Linked DNA regions of Mus musculus: region 1 is linked to region 2. Evidence: chromatin loops called from intact Hi-C (ENCODE). Cell type or tissue: left cerebral cortex. All regions are shown on one strand. Links, peaks and the distances in the headings refer to the core of each region. The heading gives the core; the rest is flanking DNA. Region 1 overlaps Phldb2 (pleckstrin homology like domain, family B, member 2). Region 2 overlaps Tmprss7 (transmembrane serine protease 7).

Region 1 (5,383 bases), core at 227-5,226, 130 kb before region 2:
ACACTAATGATGATCTCCAGTCTGAGGGTGAGGGCCCGGAAGCTCTCCTGTAAAGTTGTCTGGTGTGCGCTCCTGCTGAAAGGCTGAAGAAGCTGGGATCTGATATCTGTGGGTGATGACAACAGTGAAAGATGCTCTCGCCCAGGAAGAGCTGAGCCTAACCGACTGGCTTCTTCCTTCTTTAGCTGTTTGTCCCACTGGGGCCCCAAGCCTTTTAGAAGGTGCTACCAATATTCATTGGGAAATTTTACCCTGCAGTTGTCCTATATGCCAGAAATCTTTAGCAATGCCCACGGAGGCACAGCCAGACATGTTGCTAAATCTAGATGTCTGTCATTTCAGTCAAGTTGACAATCAAAATGAGCCATTGTGAATTATTTTCTTTGTTGTCATTTTGTTTTGTTGTGTTGGTGGTTTTCTTCGTTGTTGTTGCTTGTTGGTGAGTTTTGGTGGCTTTGTTTGTTTGAATCAGGATTGGTGCTTTTCAGAGTCTTATGAGAACTGAGGCTCTGGGTACCAGTGGGTTTCAGAATCTTGTTTATATACTGTTGAACAGACCATAAACCTGATGGTTCCAAAATGAAATGACAGTGTAAATCAACACATATGAGAAATGTTTGTGTTTTATGCCATTCATTTGCTTGTTTTCCAATATCCAAATGCAGATCATATTTCAAGGATCAGAGAGATTATGGTTAACATTATTCAGTTTTGTCATGAAGACAGAGTTCTATAGGGATCCAAAACTGGTGAGCACAGGGCGGGTGGGGAGGGTGGAGAGGAAGGCCAAAGACACATTACCTGTCAGTGTGTTGGGCGTCTCTTTTTGTTCCTGCTCTTTTGTGTGCTTATCACCCCGGTCCCTGAAAAACAGCTTAAAGCATCTAAAACCTTGGTGCCAGAGCTGGGGCAAATTAAATTTGGCAACATTTCTTGGTTGGATAGAAAAAGGTATAACATTCAATGCTAAGAGAATAGTCATTTTTATCTAATTGTGGTATTAACCTTTTAAAATCTTACCAAGAAGGTCATTGAAACACAAAAGCAGGCTTAAGTATGGAAGTCACACACATACACACACACACACACACACACACACACAAACACACACATACCACCACAGTCTCCTTCCTGACATGGCTCTTCCGCTTGCTACATCCTGACGTGCTTTTAGTATTTAAAAATGTTTGGACTGCTGGGAAGTGAGCCAGGAGTTGGTCTATGAAACAAATAAGCTCAGTGGCCCAGGTTAATTTTAAAGATGGCTGCCTTTTGGTATTCTGAGATAGAATAATAATTACTAGATTTCCTCTGAAGGTCCAGACCGAGTGTTGAATTATTCCCACAGAACCTTTTCTCAGCTTCTGCATTTGAAGTAGCCAGTGATTACTGCCCCACCCTGCCCCAATTCCTTGTCTTCATCCGCTCTCATGGACTGATAGATCCAGCTTAGAAATATAATGCAAAACATAAATAATAGCCAAGTAGTCATTCTAAACTTTCTTCCATTAAGAAAAACTTTTTTAAAAGCAGATGAAGGGGCTGGAGAGATGGCTCAGTGGTTAACAGCACCGACTGCTCTTCCGAAGGTCCTGAGTTCAAATCCCAGCAATCACATGGTGGCTCACAACCATCCGTAATGAGATCTGATGCCCTCTTCTGGTGCATCTGAGAACAGCTATAGTGTACTTATATATAATAATAAATAAATCTTTTAAAAAAAAGTAGATGAAATTAAATACATAGCATTGGGCAGAACAGAATTAGGTTGACAATTCTGTCTATACCCAAATAAGCTATGCTTCTAAGTAAACAGTCTTCCTTGGTCTGTAAATAAATAAACCTATAACCATTGGGTGATATGTAGAATATTATCAATCATCAGATCACCTTGGCTCATTGGAGAACAAAGTAAGAGTTTGCTCTCTTCATCTTTCAAATAAACTGATGGCACATATGAAGGCATTCCTTAAATATTGAAGGAATCAATCTTTAACAAGTTAGGTCTGCCAGTTATCCTCTGGGAACTGAAAGGAAGAGTTGTCATGTCTTTGCCCTCTTCTTCTCCTATTTGAGACAGATGGGCAGGAAAGGAGTATGGAGGGAAGGTTACAGCTAGCAATAATTTCATGGTTGTACTTGAGGGCTGTGAGGAGCTAAAGACTGTATAGTCTGTAATACAATAGGGTGTGGGAATGACTGTTCAAAGCAGGCTCCTCTACCTTTTGAGAGCAAACCCTAGGTTCTTATTACAGTGGCAGTACAAGCTATTGCCTCTTGATGGTGCCATGCATTTAGAAAATGCTTCTCAGAAGCAAGTGCTGTGGATTCTGAACCATCAAAGCCTTTTCACTCTCAGGCTTCACACTTAAATGCAGAAGGCTGCTTCAACTAAAAAGAGCACTGCATGCTATTGTGGGAGGTTATGGAAGAAACCCCACTCTTTCCACATAAGTCAATACATGAACACTTGCTTTTAAATAAAGAACAAAGCTGATGAAACAAATTCATGTGTGTAAAAAACTAGAAGAATATTGACATTATATTGATACCAAGAGTACATGAACACTTCGGAGAGATCTGTTGGCTTTGCATTGAGTGTGTATTATCCATTGGCAAGTTACTTAGTGCATCTAAACTAGAAGTTTTTTAATGGATCTGCCTTGTAACAAAAAAAAAAAAAAAAAAAAAACTATTTTCATAAAAGAATAGGTTTCAGTGACTTTGGGTTAATATTATATTTGTTACTATTTCCGATTCTAGAAAGGCTCATGGGAAGCTTTGAAATGGGCAATGTTTTTAACATTTGAGATTAATATTCCAAGAAGTATAGAAACCTACAAGTACCATCAGAGAAACACATTCATCACTTTATTCACTTCCACATCATAGCCTATCATCCAGGGATGTCAGGGCTGGAATTCAAGCAGGGACCTGAAGGCAGAAGCAATGGAGAAACACCGGCAACAGTCTACTCTCTCTTTTTACAGATAGTTTCCCTATATTTTTCACTATCGTCTTGATGTACAAAGATTACTAGATTTTTAGAAGAGGGTGGATAAAGGGTTTTTAAGTTATTTTTGGTTTGTGTGTATGAATGTGGTGCCTGCATGTATGTGTGTGTACCACATGCATGTATGGTACCTGTAGAAGCCAGAAAAAAAAGCACTGGATCCCTTGCATCTGGAGTTACTGATGGCTGCGAGCCATTATGTGGGTGATGAGAACTGAGCCCAGTTCCTCCAATAAGAGCTGCCTATGACTGCTGTGTCATCTCTCCAGACCCAAGGATAGAGCTGGAGAATGGAAAGAAGTAATGATGTTGGTGCCGCCCACAAACTGATTTTCATTAAACAGAGTAAAATAGTATGTAAAATTTTAAAGTAATTATTTTATCTGGTGTTTTGTAGATTATAATCTTTCAAAAGAAACCAAATGATCCTGAATTTGATCAAGCCCAAGTGAAAATTAGGCAGAGAATGGCCATGTTGGCGCTCTGGTAGTATGACCAGCACTTGGTGTCTGTAAAGGGGCTCATTCGCTGTTTGGGGTTCCTCAGACACACTGTAAGAGTAAAGCAATGTGGCAGGTTTTCTTAGATGCCATAGAACATGTATTTCTCTCATGAATTTTCTTTATTTTGAATGAGTGCTTTAATAAGGAGACACACATGCCCCCCCCCCTTAGAATGCTAGGCATCTGCTCCCCACCCCAACGCTAGCTAGCCAGTCAATCACAGTATTTTTGAATAATATATGTTAATATTACAGGTCTTTCATCTTTAACTTTTTTTTTTAAGTTTAAACCAGTTTAAACCTGGCTTGCTTGACAGTTGACTTCAAATGCAAATACAGAGGTCCCTTGTTGAAAGGGCTTGCTGAAATGAACCTGAGTCTGCCTAGCAAAATACGAATAATTGTGAATTGGAAAAGGTAGCTAAAAAACATTGCTGGGTAAAAATTACTAGAATTAGTTAAACTATATTACATTAGGCATGTTGGATATGCAAGAAAACACAAGTAAACGCTGCCTCAAGCATAAATGAATACTTTATACAAGCTATAATTTTATACTCCATTATTACATGTGTCAATAATGAAATGTATTTTAATAACTATAATATTTTTATATTTACAGCTTTTTAATTTATCAGTCCCTTCTATCATAGAGACACAGCTAGAAATAGTAGAGGCAATAGGTTTGAGGGAGACAAGGCACACATGTGTAAGAGTAAAATGTGTGTTTGAAGAATTGCTTGCTAACAAGCTTCATGTCTCTGAGTACAAGCAAAGGTGGGAAGTGACAAATGGCTCAGACATTTGCATGATAATATTACTCAGCTGACCTCCGAAGTTCTAAGGCAGAGCCAAGGGCAACATGAGTAGCATCCGGGGTTTTATGTCAAGGGTGTAGTGTATATTGGAGACTGGATTTTGTTAAGACCAATTCTTTCTAGAACCCACTCTATTGAATTTAGTGTGCCACGGGGAACATACATTTGTCTGTATTGGTGGGAATAGAGGAATGAGTAACAGTGAGATGTTCAAGCGTTTTCTTCCAGGTTACTGTGAGTCAGGAAGAAAAGTCTTAGCTCAGCCCTGCACTGTCTAGTACACTCTAGTTACCCTGTTTTATACACTAAACTGAAACACAAGGCACCTGTCTGGCTGGAAACTGCAAATGTAAATCCAGAATCAGAATTCAGACTCTGGGGGTCTGGCCTTGAGTTGTGCGCTTAGCTACAGTAGCACAGCAGTGGAATGGGACCAAGGAGGACACTTAGGAAGAACACGTAGGATGCTCACCACCTCCTTAGGCTGTGTATTGGGGTTTTTCCTTTGTGTAGTTAGTATCTTAAAGGGATATTGAAAGACAGACTCAAGTGTCTTTGTTAGTTCTTTATGTTTTATTTCAATGATTATTATTATTACAAAGGAGGATGATAAGTGTATTCATATAAGATCTTCATAGTAAGTCACTTATAACAGGAGTTTGATGGTTAGTTACTATTTGCCATATTGTTAGTTACCTTCCAACAACCTGCAGTTGCCTCCCCAGCAGACATAGCCACTTAAAGCTATTGAACTTTCATTTTGTAGATGTGCCCCATTACAGCTCAATGCCACTGATGTGCACCATTCCAGATCCACCCCACAGATGAGCCCCCTTCCAGATTGACCCCACTGATGAGCCCCATTACTGCTCAACACTTTGGGTGGGCACTGAGTCAATACCATTTAAATCAAGAGTAGCAGAGTGAAGTACTTCCTTGACTGTGAATTTGAAAATAGACTTCTCAGACAGTCTATAATATTCTTAGTAAACTGTTAAATGTCACATGAAGGCAATTTGTCAAGCCAATCTGTAGGAACAGTTATGGCAT
Region 2 (5,383 bases), core at 335-5,334:
TAATTTTAAGTGTGAGATTTAGTGGGGGCACTCTAAGAGTGAGGTAAGACAATCTACCAAACGCAATGGTCAAAGAATAACACAGAGAAGACAACCCCCTACTTTCCCAAACCCCAGGCTCTCTGCCTTTACCCCTTTTCCTCATCCTTCCATAGCCTTACTTCTTTGCTTTGGCCTAAGTGACCCCGACAGACCCCATAAGAGGGCTGACCTGCCACTCCTGTGGATTCCATCTTTAAAGCCAACCATCTTCTGTTTAGCTTCACCGGATGGGAGGCCTTATGTTGACCAGAAGATTTTCTTTCTCTATTTCTGCTACCCCTCTCTCTTTTTCTTCTCCACCAAATGTCTTGAGGTCAAAGGTAAATCAGGGACTTAACTATTTTGGAGGTTGAGATAAAACAGTGATTTGCCTTGCATTCCCTCAGAGCGCTTAAGACTGCTGCCCAGGGGTGACAGCCACAGGGAAGGGAGTTACAAAGCCTGTGAGAAGCCTGTCATGGAAGCACAGGACTACAATTCTAGCACTTAGGAGATGAAGGTGGGAAGATTGGAATTTCATGGACAGCCTGTGTTATCCTTGAGAGACTAGTCTTAAAAGACCAATGGATGGGAGGAGCATAGCCCAGTGGAGAGTGCTTAACTCCTACCTGCAGGGCCATGGTTCCCTGCATGGCAGTGAATGCAGGAATCAATAAATATATATCAATAAAATAAAACCATGTCCATAAGATGCTGCAGAGACAGGAGAGAGAAATTAGAAACGAAGAGGAGACTGTGATCCATTGCTATAGTGCTTGCCTACCACCTGTTCAACACCCAGCACTGTGAGGGAGGAGGTAGAGCAAGAGGGCTAGACTCCAATTCCCCCAGCCACCCTCTTTTTTCTCCTGGACCCTGAGCCCATGTAGATGCAGCCAGCCTTGCCTCTGTCCATCTGTCAGCAAAGTTCATGCCAAGAAACCTAGTCTTACAGTTCCCAGAGCAGATCTGAGTAGGAGTGACCCCACGCTGAGCTGAAGGCCATATTGGTAAGGATCAGGGCTCCATATGTTGGGTAGAGTAAGAAGCGTGGACTTATTGCTGCCTATTAGGTCCACAAGTCAGCCAGTAGCTCAGTGGAAGCTCCAAACAGTCAGGAGGTTTCTCCTCTCTTCCCCCACCATGCTGACTGTAGCCCAGCCTGAGGGTGCATGCCCCTTACCACTTTACAGCTTGCAGACATGGAACCCATGAGAGCTGTGTGTGTTATTAACCCGCTAGAGACACCAGAATAAACTCCAAGAAATGTAGCTTTTACCTTTGAATCTTGCCTTGAAGTATTTGCCAGTAGCAGATAAGCTGGGTAGATAAGAGCTAGGATGATTGGCTGCTGAAGGAAAAAAATGCCACTAGGTCTGTTCTTGAGTTTTACAGATTCTGATATGCGCTAAAGTACTTGTTTTGCCTAAGCTGAAATCGTTTTAGGAGACTCCTGCCAACGTGCATCAGACATCGCTTAGCTGTCCAACCTCCCCGCCTTCTCTCTTGTTTTTCAGGTAAGACAGAGAGCAAAGATGCTTTTTATTTTGTTGGAATGTTCCGCATCACCAACATTGAGTTCCTTCCTGAGTACCGGCAGAAGGAGTCTAGGGAATTTCTCTCCATGGCAAAGACAGTACAGCAAGTGGTAAGGACATGGGTGCAGGGGCAAGAGGGTGGGGACCACAGGAGCGGGGGTTGGAAGGGATGGGTTTCTTCAATGCCCTGGCTCACTGGGTTTAGGAAATAGAAGACAGGATGCAGAAAGAAAGCTGCTGGAAGGAAACATAAATTTTAGTTCATCTGTGCTTTAAGATACACGCGCCTTTTTTTTCTCTCTGTTCTGTCCATCTTCACTGTAAGACACAACCACATTCAGATAGCTCTTTCAACTTCTATTTTTCTCCTGTGTGAAATAAAGGATATCATGTGATCTTTAAAACAGCTTCCAGTTCTGAAGTTCAAACATACCCATTAATTTCTACATATTTATTTCAGCATCACCCTGGCCATCTCTTTATGTTTAAAAGAAATGTGCTTTTTATTCAAATAATGAATACTGTAAAATTACTAAATTTTGGAAGAGTATTAAAAGTAAATCATCAGTTTTCAATGTTATTTCCAGAGACAAAGCTCTTATTGTGCCCTACAACGGCATGAGGGCCCTGTGATATTGGAGTATTCTCAGTTGTTGTTATAGAGTGATGTTTTTCTCTTAGCATTGACTTTTAGACTTCCTATGCAAGCCAATGTTCTTTTAAAAGCAAGTGTTAATAGTCCCAAAGTTAACAAATCCCTTTTTATTGGACATTTAAGCTGTTCTCTAGTTATTTTTTTACATTATACATAATACAGAATCAACGCTGTCATGAATTATGCACAACTCTGCTCACTCCCACAGATGAGTCTCTAAAAGCATCTAGGAGAAAAGTCTATTCAGGGCTCCTGGCACAGAGGGACACTGGGAAAGCTTCTGCTAACTTGGACCTCTGCAGCAATGCAGAGGGTTGCCAATGACCTCACTGCAGCAAGAAATGAGGAGGGGTTTGAAAGTGACAGCCATGGTCAGGTCACTTCTTACTGACTGCCAAGAGCTACAGCTGGAAATCCTTCACCTCGCATATACCTGCAGCGATTATGCCTCAAATTATGGATATGATGCAGGCAGGGAGAATATAAACCAAACCAATGGAGGCCCAACAGGTTTAGGCAATGTATGTGTGTGTGGTGTGTGGTTACTTTAAACTTTATAATCGTTATATTATTTTCCACAATATTATAGAACTTTTAGGATTTGGGCATCTGGGTGGGTATTTTGAGAAGAGAATGAGTTTAGCTTTAGGAAAGCTAAGTGAAGACAAAGAGGGTAAGTTGAAGACAAAGAAGGTTAAGTTGACTGAAAAAGGTTTCCTTTGAGTTTTGGGTCAGCTGGTCTGGGGACAGTTGGCCCGACTGTGGGCACCACGCGCCGCCTTGTGGCTAATATTGGAACTTATCCTCGAGAATAAGCAGATCTGAAGCTATAGATAAAATGAGTTTGATTTTTTTTTTTAAAACCACGGAGAAAACTAATAAAAGGAATTGAAAGAACCCAGAAGTTAAACTCGATGACAGACTTTAAACAGAAAAAATGGGTAAGAATAACTGACAATTCTAAGAACTGCTTCAGAAGTAAGGACTGAATTAAAACCAAGAGATACTGTCTGGGTTTGGAGTTAGAAGCCTTCTGTTTGAAGCCTGCTTTCCCCTCTACTAGCTGTTGGAGTGTGGCCCTAAGAAAAACAAGCTTGAAAGAATTAAGTTAATCTCTTTATTTTCAGGTAAACCTTGTTTATACAACATCTGCTTTCTCCAAATTTTATAAGCAGTCTGTGGTTGCAGACGTCAGGTAATGTATGCCCCTGCTTCAGGAATTCTTACCATTCTTGCAATAAAATCCCCAACTCAGAGATAATTTGTTGGTGGTGAATACCCCCTTTAGCAAAACTAATGACCCAACTCTCAGCTGGGCTGTCACACCAAGTTTGTTTTAAATTTACCACGTCTGCCTTTCTCCACCTAGATGTAATCCCAATTCCAGCCATGCTAGGGAAAATGTTCACAAACATGGACACCATGGTGGGTGGATGATAGATACAGGAATAAGGCACAGGCCACTACTTTCCAAAACACGTTCAGTGAAAAACTGGCCACTAGGTATTGTCTGAGAAGAAAAAAGAATCTCATGGTAAAATAATATTTATTTAGGAAAAATTGTGCTCTGTCTACTACAGCCACATGTCTCCACCCCCAGTATAGCTGCAGAGACTCATAATCTCCAGGAGTATAGTAAAGGTATTGAGACACCTTCGAGGGAATCAAACTACTTGTTTTCCTTAACTTGCATTCCCAAAGTTATTTACTGCAGAGCACTGTCATATTGAAAAGAAAATTGGACTCTGTTTTTAGATCCACTTCATATTGGCTGTGTGATATTTGTACTATACTTGTCCACAATTTTCTCATCTGCAGAAGTGGAATGTTAATAGGTCAATTGCATGAAGCAGATTTAACACTGGGTGGAGACACTGAATTGGGTAGTAACTTCTGGTTGGATACCCTTAGGGGAATCTCTGTGGAGATGCAGCTGTGCAGTAATGTTTCCAGATTTGAATCCCACACAATGATTAGATCACACATAGCATGGGTTTTCTCTTTCAAATCCTTACAGCAGGTTGAAAGACAACCTACGGAAGGGCATTAGGTTCATTTGAAACGTGTGCTCAGTGACCTTGAATCTGTCAGTTTCTATGGTCCTGGGCATGTCTGCATTCTATAATGTAGCCTTGAACATTTCTTTCTCTCTTTTTACTATAGCAGTAACAACAAAGGCGGTCTCCTGGTCCACTTTTGGATTGTGTTTGTTATGCCACATGCCAAGGGCCACATCTTCTGTGAGGAGTGTGTGGCGGCCATCTTGAAGGACTCCATTCAAACCAGTATCATAAACCGCACTTCTGTGGGGAGCTTGCAGGGTCTGGCTGTGGATATGGACTCTGTGGTATTAAATGGTGATTGTTGGGTAATTCTCCTTTAAGCATTCTTCAACATCACGTCTGATACTCACATTATCACTGTTAACATCGTAGTAGAGACTCTCACGATCCCAGGAGTAGAGGATTAGCTGGACTTTGGAGCTATTGCTGCTGAAGGGGCTTCTTTAATGCTATACCCAGTATGACTGAAAAGTAGAATTGTGCACAAATAGATGCAAAATTATATTTAGTAAAACGTGCCCTTTCATTCAGTTATTAAGCTGAGGCACGTTCAGAGTATGTCCCTAAGGAAGAAAATGCTAGAGTAGAAGAATTTTACTGAGGTTTAGCTTATTTTCCTTGCTGTCCTCTTATTGTTGGGGACAGAACGTTGAGTTTGGTCTCTGGACAAAGTGACAGGTATTAAAAGGCTTTCCTAGGCAAAGCAAAGGAGGAGAATAAGAGAAAGGTCACGTGAGTGTTCAATGATGGGGAGGGACTGCATAGCATGAAAAGACGAGGTGAGCACACAAGGGTGGGGGAGGCGAAGTGGCAGTCATGAGGGTTTTATTACAATTATATTTTTATTTGTGTGTGTGTGTACATACTATGGCACATGTGTGTAAGTCAACTTGTGGGAACTGATTCTCTCCTATTCTGTAAGGGTTAAGGTCAGGTCACCAGGATTGCCATCAAGAGCCTTCATCTGCTGAGCCACTTTGGTGGCTCCTGGGTCTTTGTATATTGAGCCTTTGGAGGTTAAGGTGGGGTCAAGGTGACACAGACTTTTGTGTGTGAAAACGAGCCCACACATGTGAGAATAAAATCCCATTTTTTAAAGTTTTTAC

What was found. A loop is a pair of places that touch in the nucleus more often than their neighbours do. Peaks named below come from ENCODE experiments on the same cell type or tissue, not always from the same donor. Only the 100,000 strongest peaks of a DNase experiment are listed, where the experiment ranks them.
Region 1: it touches region 2 in a loop (2.6-fold over the local background); 4 of 42 quality-filtered maps call a loop at or near these places.

The regions. Positions count from the first base shown.
Region 1 is chr16:45,813,776-45,819,158 of GRCm38, reverse strand. All of the region lies in intron 2 of Phldb2 (pleckstrin homology like domain, family B, member 2), which reads left to right. Among named protein-coding and RNA genes, the nearest start is that of Gm52249, 21 kb to the right of the region's middle. In left cerebral cortex, for the core only: CTCF peaks have their summits at 1,649 (motif pointing left) and 2,275; DNase peaks (open chromatin) are centred at 2,289 and 3,204.
Region 2 is chr16:45,682,597-45,687,979 of GRCm38, reverse strand. It overlaps Tmprss7 (transmembrane serine protease 7), which reads left to right. Exons shown (of 18, transcript NM_172455.3): 3 at 1,539-1,669; 4 at 3,342-3,409; 5 at 4,378-4,571. Among named protein-coding and RNA genes, the nearest start is that of Tmprss7, 8.4 kb to the left of the region's middle. In left cerebral cortex, for the core only: a CTCF peak has its summit at 3,006; DNase peaks (open chromatin) are centred at 944, 1,473, 2,469 and 2,986; H3K27ac peaks cover 2,307 bases.